2 separate regions of the Homo sapiens genome follow, and region 2 is linked to region 1. A link is a loop called in an ENCODE intact Hi-C map of the cell type or tissue named here. Cell type or tissue: gastrocnemius medialis. All regions are shown on one strand.

What was found. Hi-C counts contacts between places; a loop is a spot of excess contacts. Peaks named below come from ENCODE experiments on the same cell type or tissue, not always from the same donor. Only the 100,000 strongest peaks of a DNase experiment are listed, where the experiment ranks them.
Region 2: a loop joins it to region 1, with 2.2 times the contacts of the local background. A loop is called at or near these places in 56 of 110 quality-filtered maps.

Annotation. Positions count from the first base shown.
Region 1 is chr19:18,409,537-18,412,036 of GRCh38, forward strand. It overlaps a transcript of SSBP4 not described here. Among named protein-coding and RNA genes, the nearest start is that of SSBP4, 8.6 kb to the right of the region's middle. RefSeq lists silencers at 1,173-1,272, 1,293-1,342. In gastrocnemius medialis, a CTCF peak has its summit at 1,261 (motif pointing left); a DNase peak (open chromatin) is centred at 1,225; H3K27ac peaks cover 502 bases.
Region 2 is chr19:18,207,222-18,209,721 of GRCh38, forward strand. It overlaps PDE4C (phosphodiesterase 4C), which reads right to left. Exons shown (of 15, transcript NM_001098818.4): 15 at 744-2,500. Among named protein-coding and RNA genes, the nearest start is that of RAB3A, 4.4 kb to the left of the region's middle. In gastrocnemius medialis, CTCF peaks have their summits at 1,309 (motif pointing right) and 1,513; no DNase peak of the experiment used is centred here.

The DNA of each region.
Region 1 (2,500 bases):
AAAAAAAAATGCCATGGCCAAAAAATTAGAGTCAAGGAGTCGGGAGAGTAGGATGGTTCAAAGATTTTTCTTGTTTTGAAACAGAGTCTTGCTCTGTCACCCAGGCTGGGGTGCAGTGGCACAATCATGGCTCCACCACATCCAGCTAATTTTTTATTTTTTGTAGAGACAGGAGGTCTCACTGTGTTGCCCAGGCTGGCCTCAAATTGCTGGCCTCACGTGATCCTCCCTCCTCGGCCTCCCAAATGCTGAGATTACAGGCATGAGCCACCGTGCCTGGCCTGGTTCAGTTTTTGTTTTTTCTTTCTTTTTTGAGTCTGAGTCTCGCTCTGTCATCCAGGCTGGAGTGCAGTGGCTCAATCTCGGCTCACTGAAATCTCTGTCTCTCAGGTTCAAGCGATTCTCCTGCCTCAGCCGCCTGAGTAGCTGGAAATACAGGCGCATGACACCACACCTGGCTAATTTTTGTTTTTTGGAGACGGAGTCTCGCTCTGTCGCCCAAGTTGGAGTGCAGTGGCACGATCTCGGCTCACTGCAAGCTCCGCCTCCCGGGTTGAAGCCATTCTCCTGCCTCAGCCTCCAGAGTAGCCGAGACTACAGGCGCCCGCCACCACGCCCGGCTAATTTTTTTTTGTATTTTTAGTAGAGACGGGGTTTCACCGTGTTAGCCAGGATGGTCTCGATCTCCTGACCTCATGATCCGCCCGCCTCGACCTCCCAAAGTGCTGGGATTACAGGCGTGAGCCACCCCGCCCGGCCTAATTTTTGTATTTTTAGTGAAGACAGGGTTTCACCATGTTGGCCAGGCTGGTATTGAACTCCTGACCTCAAGTGATCCGCCCACCTCGGCCTCCCAAAGTGCTGGGATTACAGGCGTGAGTCACCGCGCCCGGCCTGGTTCAGTTTTAAACGGGCTAGTCAAAGAAGGCCTCTCTAGAAAAAAATATGGACAAACAAGAAAAAAAGATGCGCAGGGAGGAGTTCAAAATGGGGACAGGATTTTTGGGGGTGTGGCGTGACTGGGTGATGTTTTCTATATTTGCCTCCTCCTTGCCATGAAATAATTCAATACAGAAATATGTAAATATACATTTGTAAGCCGACCTGAGAGCAAGGGCAAGGTCAAGAGAGGCAGACTAGATTCCACCGCTGACCCTTGGGGTCTTAGCTCAGGGAGGCCTCAAGGGGATGCTGGGGGCGGGACCTGCTGGGATTCTCAGGAGTTGCTACATTGAGTCTCTGCTGCCCTCAAGTGGTTATATTCGGAACCGCAGGTGCTGGCTGCCTTGGCGAAGGCAGGCAACTCCGTAGACCACACAGAGGAGTTCAGCACAGAGGGGACATTGGTAATCTTTAGTCCATTTGCTCAGCAACAAATATTTGTTGAGCACCTACTGTATGCCAGAAAGTGTTATAAGCGCTAGGGACACAGCCCTGAACAAAACATACAAATTTCGGCCGGGCGCGGTGGCTCACGCCTGTAATCCCAGCACTTTGGGAGGCCAAGGCAGGAGGATCACTTGAGGCCAGGAGTTCAAGACCAGTCTGGGTAGCATAGTGAGACCCCCTTCTCTACAAAAGAAAGCAAAACATAGAAACCTCCTGCCCGCATGGAGCTCAAGGGTTCCTGGGGCAATAAATATGCAAAAATTAACAAACAAGATATCCAGGAAGGGTCAGGTGCATGGGCTCACGCCTGTAATCTCAACACTTTGGGATGCCAAAGTGGGCAGATCACCTGAGGTCAGGAGTTTGAGACCAGCCTGGCCAACATGATGAAACCTTGTCTCTACTAAAAAAATACAAAAAGTAGCCGGGCGTGGTGGCACACACCTGTAATCCCAGCTACTCGGGAGGCTGAGGCAGGAGAATTGCTTGAACCCAGGAGAGGGAGGTTGCAGTGAGTCAAGATTGCGCCACTGCACTCCAGCCTGGGCAACAGAGCGAGACTTCGTCTTAAAGAAAAAAAAAAGTATCCAGGAAGATCCAACAAGGTAATATAATCCAAACAGAGGTTTGGGGACCTCTCCGAGGGTATGTCACTGGAGCTGAAGCCTGAAGGATGAAGAGAAGCTGGCCATGGTGTACAGTTGTAGAAAAGGTATCCCGGCCAGGAGAAAACCCAATGCAAAGGCCCTGGGGTGGGATGACCTGGATGCATTTAACATAATCATGTCAAAACATGCTCAATATCAGGTACTTACCAAGTGTGGACTCTGTGGTGTTGTTAAGCCAAAGGACCCCCAGAAGGGAAGAAAAGACTCGTGTCCCTGTACCATCCCGAGAGGGATGGACCTTAGGGTACCACAGGAAATCTTTCTTCCACCAGTAAGAAGAGAGACTGAATCTGGGCACAGTGGCACACATCTGTAGTCCCAGCTACTTGAGAGGCTGAGGCGAGAGGATCGCTTGAGGCCAGGAGTTCGAGACCAACCTGGGAAACAAAGTCAGACCCCCCACACACACACACAAAATAAAATTAGCTGGGCTTGGTGGTGCA
Region 2 (2,500 bases), 200 kb before region 1:
ATATGAATATTCTAGGGCTGGGTGCAGTGGCTCATGCCTGTAATCCCAGCACTTTGGGAGGCCGAGGCAGGCGGATCATGAGGTCAGGAGTTCAAGACCAGCCTGGCCAACATGGTGAAAACCCAGTCTCTACTAAAAATACAAAAATTAGCTGGGCATGGTGGTGGGCACCTGTAATCCCAGCTACTCAGGAGACTGAGGCAGGAGAATCGTTTGAACCCAGGAGGCGGAGGTTGCAGTTAGCCAAGATCACACCATTGCACTCCCGCCTGGGCGACAAGGCGAGACGCAAAGAAAGAAAGAAAGAGAAAGGGAAAAGGAAAGAAAAGAAAGACAGAGAAAGAAAGAAAAGAAAAGAAAGAAAAAAATATGAATTTTTTTTTTTTTTTTGAGACAGTCTCGCTCTGTCACCCAGGCTAGAGTGCAGTGGCTCGATCTTGGCTCACTGCAAGCTCCGCCTCCCGGGTTCAGGCCATTCTCCTGCCTCAGCCTCCCGAGTAGCTGGGACTACAGGCGCCTGCAACCACGCCCGGCTAATTTTTTGTATTTTTAGTAGAGACGGGGTTTCACTGTTAGCCAGGACGGTCTCGATCTCCTGACCTCGTGATCCGCCCGCCTCGGCCTCCCAAAGTGCTGGGATTACAGGCGTGAGCCACCGCGCCCAGCCAAAAATATGAATATCTTATAACAGATGGAGAAAAACTAGAGGGAAATAAGTCAAAATACTGCAGATAATCCATGGGTGGAGATACAGCAGAATTTTATTTCCTTCTTTATACATTTCCATTATTTCCAAATTTTTTACAGCGAACATGGTATTACTTTGTAAGCGGACTGGGGGGAAAAATCTTGAAAAAAAAATTCCCTAAATATCTTCTTTTTAAAAGTCTGGAAGGAAATGCACCAAGTTCGTGAACCCGGATGACTTTTAGTTCTGGCACTGTGGAATTTTATCATTAACTGTGATGATGATGAATTCTGAGTGGTTATAATATTTATGAACGAAGCCAGCTGCTCTGGAAGCCGAGGGCGGCTGTGATGACGCCTGTATCTTGTATAAATATTCAGGCACGCGAAGAGGGAGGCAGAGGGGAGGGATGGATACTGAGGCTTCCGGAGGCGGGGATCGAACCCTAGGCTTGAGCATGGTGCTGCCCAGTCCGCTCGGAGGCCCGACCAGCAGGACGAGCTCTTCCCGGCGAGGTGCGGTAAGTGGGACCATCAGGGCTGGAGGATGCCACCCCTCCGACCCACCCCCCAACCCCCGACAAGCGCGCCCCGCCGTGTCTCCCACGCCCGCCACCAGGGGGTGCCGCTGGCTAACATTGGGCGCCCAGATGCTTGACTTTGAGCTGGCAAGAGGACCTCTCTGCGCCTCAGTTTCCTCATCAGTGAAATGGCCAGGACACTCAATTTGGTCAATCGAATGTCTTAAGATGTAAAGATTTTATTTAACCCCAGATAAATGCTCAGTACCCCAAATGTCTAAGATATTTCAGGGAGGTCACAGACAACAACCCCCCACACCTCGTCGGAGTTTATCCAAGTACTAGGATCAGGTTACAGAGGGGAAACTGAGGCCCAGAAGAGGCTATGATGGCAAGAAAGCCTCAGGGGCCTCCCTCCCTCTAGGGGGAGTCTGAGGCAGTTTCAGGAATCAGGAGACTTAGAGACCTGCTAGAGAGGGAAAATTGTGTGTTTTTGTTGCTGTCCTAGGGAAGGAGGAACACGTAGGGGACCCAGTATGGAGTTCTGCGGACAGAGAAAGCAGGGGGCTCCTACATCCAGAGACACCAAAGACAGAAAATAAAGCGACTTAAAGCAACAACTGGTGCATAGGTTCAATCAGTCTTCAGAGACATGCCGGGCACAGAGCCCCCTCTTTTTATTGTTGTTGTCGTTGCCCAGGCTGGAGTGCAGTGGCGCGACCTCGGCTCACCACAACCTCCACCTCCCGGGTTCAAGCGATTCTCCTGCCTCAGCCTCTCAAGTAGCTGGGATTACAGGCACCTGCCACCATGCCTGGCTAATTTTTTTTTTTTCTTTTTGAGACGGAGTCTTGCTCTGTCACCCAGGCTGGAGTGCAATGGCACGATCTCGGCTCACTGCAAGCCCCGCCTCCCGGATTCAAGCGATTCTCCTGCCTCAGCCTCCCGAGTAGCTGGGATTCAGGCACCCAACACCATGCCCAGCTAATTTGTGTATTTTTAGTAGAGATGGGGTTTCACCGTGTTGGCCAGGCTGGTCTTGAACTCCTGACCTCGTGATCCACCCGCCTCGGCCTCCCAAAGTTCTGGGATTACAGGTGTGAGCCGCCGCACCCAGCCTCTAATTTTTTGTATTTTTAGTAGAGACAGGGTTTCACTATGTTGGCCAGGCTGATTTTGAACTCCTGATCTCAGGCGATCCACCCCCACTCAGCCTCCCAAAGTGCTAGGATTACAGGCGTGAGCCACCTGGCCCGGCTTTTTTTTTTTTCTTTTCTTTTTTGAGACAGTGT